2 separate regions of the Homo sapiens genome follow, and region 1 is linked to region 2. Evidence: chromatin contacts called from ENCODE Hi-C or POLR2A ChIA-PET data. All regions are on one chromosome and are shown on one strand. The core of a region is the stretch at or near the end of the contact, and the rest is flanking DNA. Distances in the headings are between cores, read along the strand shown.

Evidence for each region. A loop is a pair of places that touch in the nucleus more often than their neighbours do. ChIA-PET counts read pairs that join two places held with the same protein, here RNA polymerase II (POLR2A). Pooled maps may share reads with other maps.
Region 1: a pooled map shows a loop between it and region 2 (2.9-fold over the local background). The contact joins the promoter of SUPT5H here to the enhancer-like site in region 2. A Hi-C loop is called at or near these places in 12 of 50 pooled maps. POLR2A ChIA-PET finds 5 or more read pairs at or near these places in 5 of 52 experiments (GM10248, PC-9, Panc1 and 2 more).

What each region holds. Positions count from the first base shown.
Region 1 is chr19:39,444,266-39,447,260 of GRCh38, forward strand. It overlaps SUPT5H (SPT5 homolog, DSIF elongation factor subunit), which reads left to right and starts at 1,317. Exons shown (of 30, transcript NM_001111020.3): 1 at 1,317-1,372; 2 at 1,539-1,700. The coding sequence starts at 1,626. RefSeq lists enhancers at 560-1,357, 1,117-1,386, 1,358-2,154, 1,527-1,746.
Region 2 is chr19:39,817,136-39,819,835 of GRCh38, forward strand. No RefSeq gene overlaps it. Among named protein-coding and RNA genes, the nearest start is that of MIR6719, 11 kb to the right of the region's middle. Within about 2 kb of position 1,321, at least 3 of the 41 ENCODE cell types and tissues checked have a DNase peak (open chromatin) inside an H3K27ac peak, as active enhancers do.

The DNA.
Region 1 (2,995 bases), core at 67-2,566, 370 kb before region 2:
AGCTCCGCCTCCTGGGTTCACGCCATTCTCCTGCCTCAGCCTCCCGAGTAGCTAGAATCACAGGCACATGCCACCACGCCCGGCTAATTTTTTTGTATTTTTAGTAGAGACGGGGTTTCACCATGTTGGCCAGACTGGTTTCGAACTCCTGACCTCAGGCAATCTGCCCGCCCCGGCCTCCCAATGTGTTGGGATTACAGGCATGAGCCACCGCGACTGACATAGACTTCTGATTTTTAAAATTTCCCCTATCAGGTTAATTTTTCAATTTTTAAAAATTTAAGTTTTAATTTTTTTTTTTTTTTTTTTTTAGAGACAGGGTCTCTATTACCCAGTCTGGAGTGCAGTGGTGCAATCATAGCTCACTGAAGCCTCAACATGGGTTCAAGTGATCCTCCCACCTTAGCCTTTGGAGTAGCAGGGACCACAGGCACACGCCACCACACCACATTAAAAAAAACACAAAAATTGGATACATGGGGTCTCAATTTGTTGCCCATGCTAGTCTCAAATACCTGGCCTCAGGTGATCCTCCCGCCTCAGCCTCCCAAAGCGCTGGGATTACAGGCGAAGGTTCATTTTTCATCTCTCCATTACACCTGTCCACTCTGCCATCACTCGTCAGCCGTCATTACTAATAGATAAATTCGCCTTTAAATGAACTTAGGAAGCCTGGAAAGAAAAATAGGGACTTGGGCCGGGCGCGGCAGGTTATGCCTGTGATCTCAGCACTTTGGCAGGACGAGGCCGGAGGATGGCTTTTTAGTTTGAGTTAGAGGAGTTTGAGACCAGGCCGGGCAACAGCCCGACTCTACCAAAAAAAAAAAAAAAGTACAAAAAGAAAGAAAAAGAAGGAAAAACCAGGGCTTCACGGTCACTCAGACTTGGCGAGGAGGCTTGGGTCTGCCGCTTTCCACTGAGTTTTTCTGAGCTTCAGCGTTCTCTCCAAAACGGGGATACGGATCTCCTGGGGATGCTTTAGAGGGCCTAGGAGATAAAGCCTTGTTTCTTTTATAATTTGCTATTCGCTGATTTCGCCGCCTCCTCGCAGCTTGGCCTACCGCGCTAGTGTTCCGGACTAACGAACAAACGGCTCACTAAATTCAAACATGAGTTTCAGCCTGGTCGCCGAGCCGGCGGGTAGAAAAAACCTTTCCCCTCCTAACCCTCCGCAGATGTCGGCCCCGCACTCCGCCCAGGCCAGCCCTGCCTCTCTCAAGATGGCGACCTGGAAGTGCGTCGCCCGTGCCAGCCCCGGAAATCTCGTGTTAGGCGAGGTCAACGGGTAGGTTCTCGCGAGAGGACCCGTCAGCCCCAGTCAGGCGTCGTGCGAACAGCAGCTGGTACCGAAGGCGGAGGTGGAGCCCGAGAGGTAAGTGCGTGTGCAGAGGTGGCAGTTCCGGGCGCCGGGGAGGTGTAGAGAACAGATTCGGAAACTGGGGAGGTCTAGCATGTGGCGTAGGAGGGGGTCCTCACTCCGCTTCGCGATTGCCAAAACGAGCCTGCCGGAAGCGCCCTAAGGGGTTTTCTTCTCCCAGGGAACCAGCGGGGAAACTGAGGCTCGGGGTGGAGCGCAGGATTGTGGGACGCGCCAAGGCTGCTGTCTTTCCCAGCAGCAGCGGAAGATGTCGGACAGCGAGGACAGCAACTTTTCCGAGGAGGAGGACAGCGAGCGCAGCAGTGACGGCGAGGAGGCCGAGGTCTGTGGCTGGGGCGCTGGGGGAGACATTGCGTCTGGGGACAGGACTCCGGGCAGAAAGGCCCCTGTGGGAGGCTCGAGGGGTTCACAGCGGGCTCTGGCTTCTGGGAACTCCCAGATTGTCTCAAGAGATAGAGAATTAGGCAAGTCGAAGTCAAGCAAAGGGACAGGTTCTGGAGGCCAGAAATGGGTCAGGTCCAGTGAGATAACAGGTGATGTTTTGAAAGTTTACTCTGTGTGCATATAGTAAGCACTTAGCATTAGTTTTTTTTTTTAGTTATGTCTAGTCATTCCATAACTATATTTGTAGTGCCTACTATGTACCAGGCGCAATTCTTTGCTCTTAGGGTACACCAGTAAACAAAAAGATTTTAAAAATGTCTGCCTTCGGGAATGTAAATAAATATAGCCAAGGAATAAACTATATAGTAAGCTGGAAGGTACTCTGGAGAAAAGAACAGAAAAGGGGAATGGAGAGTCCTGGTTGCTCTTGAAATAGGGTCATCAGCATGAGTCTGAGGGGTGACATTTGAGCAAAAACTTGTTGGAGGTGAGGGAGTGAGTCGTGGTTAGCTGGAAGTGTAGTGTTCCAGTGAGGGGGACCAGCAGGTGCAGAGATGGGAGTGTGTCCGCCGTGTTCAGGGATTAACGAGGATTTGAGAGGCCAAGCTGGGAGGATCACTTGAGCCCAGAAGTTTGAGAGCAATCTCGGTAACACAACGGGACCCTGTCTCTACAAAAATATAAAAACCATTGGCTGAGGCCGGGCTTGGTGGCTCACACCTGTAATCTCAGCACTGTGGGAGGCCAAGACAGTGGATCACCTGAGGTCAGGAGTTCAAGACCAGCCTGGTCAACATGGTGAAACACCATTTCTACTAAAAATACAAAAAAATTAGCTTGGCATGGTGGCGCCCACCTGTAATCCCAGCTACTCGGGAGGCTGAAGCTGAGAATCGCTTGAACCAGGGAGGTGGAGACTGTGGTGAGCTGAGATCGCGCCACTGCACTGCAGCCTGGGCGACGAGCAAGACTCCGTCTTATAAAAATATTAGCTGAGCTTGGTGGCACGCTTCTGTAGTCCCAGCTACTTGGGAGGCTGAGGTGGGAAGATTGCTTGAGCCAGAAGGTGAAGGTCTAGTGAGCTGTGATGGTGCCACTGCACTGCAGCCTGGGTGACAGAGTGAGACTTTGTCTCCCCACCACCCCCTAAAAAAAGGGGGTCCACTTTGGTTGGATCAGAGTGAGTGCAACAAAGAATTTATGAGAGCCAAGTCATATAGGATCTTGAAGGCT
Region 2 (2,700 bases), core at 71-2,570:
AAATAAAATAAGTGAAGTATGATAGAAGGGACAAATCTTCCATATGGAATTCTAAATAGTAAATGTAAAGAAATGAGGGAAACAGAAAGTCATCATTATAATATCACGGTAATAACTGCTACAGACCGGGTCCACTGATGAATGCTAAAATGTGTGGGTAAACTTGAAGGAGAAATGGGATATTTGTGCAGCCTCCAAGTATCTCCCTATTTCCCTCCAGGAATCAGGCTTAGCTCTCCTCTGAGTGTGGGCTGGATTTAGTGACTTGCTTCTAACAAATGAGTAAAGGGAAAATAGTGGTATTATCGTTGGGAAATCTGCAGACACCACTTTCATGAAGTGATCAGGTTAACCTCACCTCAGTGAGCATTCTTCCCAAAGCCTAAAATCCCAGTCTAACCACGAGCAAAATGTCAGACAACCTCAGACTGAGGGCCATTCTACAAAAACATCTCACCAGTACTCCTCAGAACTGTCAAGGTCATGAAAAACAAGGAAGGACTGAGAAATTGTCACAGATTGGAGGAGGCCAACGAGAAATGACCAACAAATGCAACATGGTATCCTGGATTGGATCCTGGAACAGAAAAAGGACATTAATGGAAAAACAGGAGAAATAGGATTCAAGTCTGGAGTTTAACAGAATATTAATCCATGTTAATTTCTCAGTTTTGACAAATATACAATAATTATGTAAGATGCTAACACTAGGTGGAAGTTGGGTGTAGGTATAGGGAAGTCCCTGTATCATCTTTGCAACTTGTCTGTAAATCTAAAATTATTAAATTTTAAAACGTTCACAAAACTTTAAGTCTCCTCTGCAATATGGCTCGAGGTGGTCCCCCGCGGAGTTCCAAAGCACGCTTTGTTTGACTCATCCTTCAGATCTCATCTTACATGCTCCCCACGCCAGGAAGTCCCACCTGACACCACAGACTGGGTCAGGAGCTGCCTCTGGCTCCCACAGTCCCCCTGTGGCTCCCCTATCCTGGCCCCAACCCCTCTGCCTCCCCATCCCAGCCCTGGTCACTGTCTGCCGTTGGGGTTGTCTTCCCCACTGGACTGTGAGCTTTGCGAGGGCAAGGTGGAGGCTGTCTCAGCCATTGCTGTGTCTCAGCCATTGCTGTGTCTCTCTTGAGTTGAGAGTAATGCGTGTCTCCCTGACTCCTCTGGGAATACCCATGAACAGGCAGAAGCTGCGCCTGAATCCTCCCAACTGACCCTTAACGCTTCACAGCCCAAGGCCTGCCAGATCCACCTTCCTGGTATCCCCTTTCCTGTTTGCTCAATCCAGGACACATCTGAGGCAATATAAATGGTCTGTCTCACCCATCAGCCAAAAGAGGGTCAAATCATCTCCAACCCCTGCCACACCTGCCCACCCACATGTCCGCCCTGTACACCAAGTGTCAGAAACACATGGTGACTGTGAATGTTTGGGGGGCCTGCCCAGTCCACAGCCCTTCTGAGCAGACAGTCATCACTATAGGAACCCTCCAGCTCCAGTGAGTTGAGCAGGGTTGGATACCCGACCCTGGAAATCCCATTCCTATCTGGGAAATTCGGAATGAAGACTGAGGGGCTGCGGGTAACTGAGCTGGAAGATCACATAGAGTGGGGGCAAGAGTCCACCCAGGACCAACCCAGCTGCCTGAGAACAGGAAGCAGCCAATGCAAAGAGAAGCAGAGACCACAGGGCCCAGTGGAAAGGAGGAATGTCACACCACTGTCTCACTTCTGCTTCTATTCTGTTCTCATGAAGCCCTTGTCAGGTTCTTTCCATCACTACCCACAACCAATCACAGTGAGTTCTGCCTTCAAAATGCACCCAGACTCCAATGACTACTCATTCTGCCCCTGCCCTGGTACAGGCCACTGTCATCTCACCTAGATTATTGCAGCAACCTCCTCACGGGCCTCCCTGCTCTCATTCTCAGCCCACACTTCCATCTATACACCCTCCCTTAGTGATCCCATCCTGGGCTTTAATACCATAAATATGCCAACTACTCCCAGCCCAGATCTCACCCTTCAATGCCAGTCTTGTATAAGCTCCTGTTTGGCCAGTGGGTCCAGTCAGAGGCTAAACACGCCCACACTCTCTCTCAGTCTTGTCCATACAGTTAATGGCACTCCCTCCTTCCTCTGTGCAGACTAAACGCCATAGTGTGGTCCTTGACTCTTCTTTCTTACCCTACATACCTGATTCTCCCTTCAAATTATATGCAAAATCTGACCACATCTCCCCACCGCCCCGTTAGCACCCTGGCCAAGCCACTATCATCTCAGCTGGACTGCACAGTGGCCTCCTCACTGGCATCCTGCTTCCACCCTAGTAGCCACATGGGAGCCAGAGGAACCCTCTTACCGTGGTAGATCACATCGCCTCAGCTCACCATGCTCTCCCTGCCACACATCTCATCAGCTTCAAATTCAAGTCCTTCCCATGGCCTCCCGGTCCCACCTGACCTTGCCTTGGTCTCCTTCCCTCCCACTGTGTCCAGTCAGGTCCAGTTCACTCCTTTCTGCTCCTCCAGCACACCAAGCATGCCTCGGGGCCTTTGAATTTGCTGGTTTTTTCTACCTGGAATGTCCTTCTTCCCAGAATATACATACAGCCAGCTGGTGTCCTCCCTTTCTGTGAGGTCCATTAACGTTTTTCTCAAAGAGGTCTTCTTTAACCCCTCTATCTAAAATAGC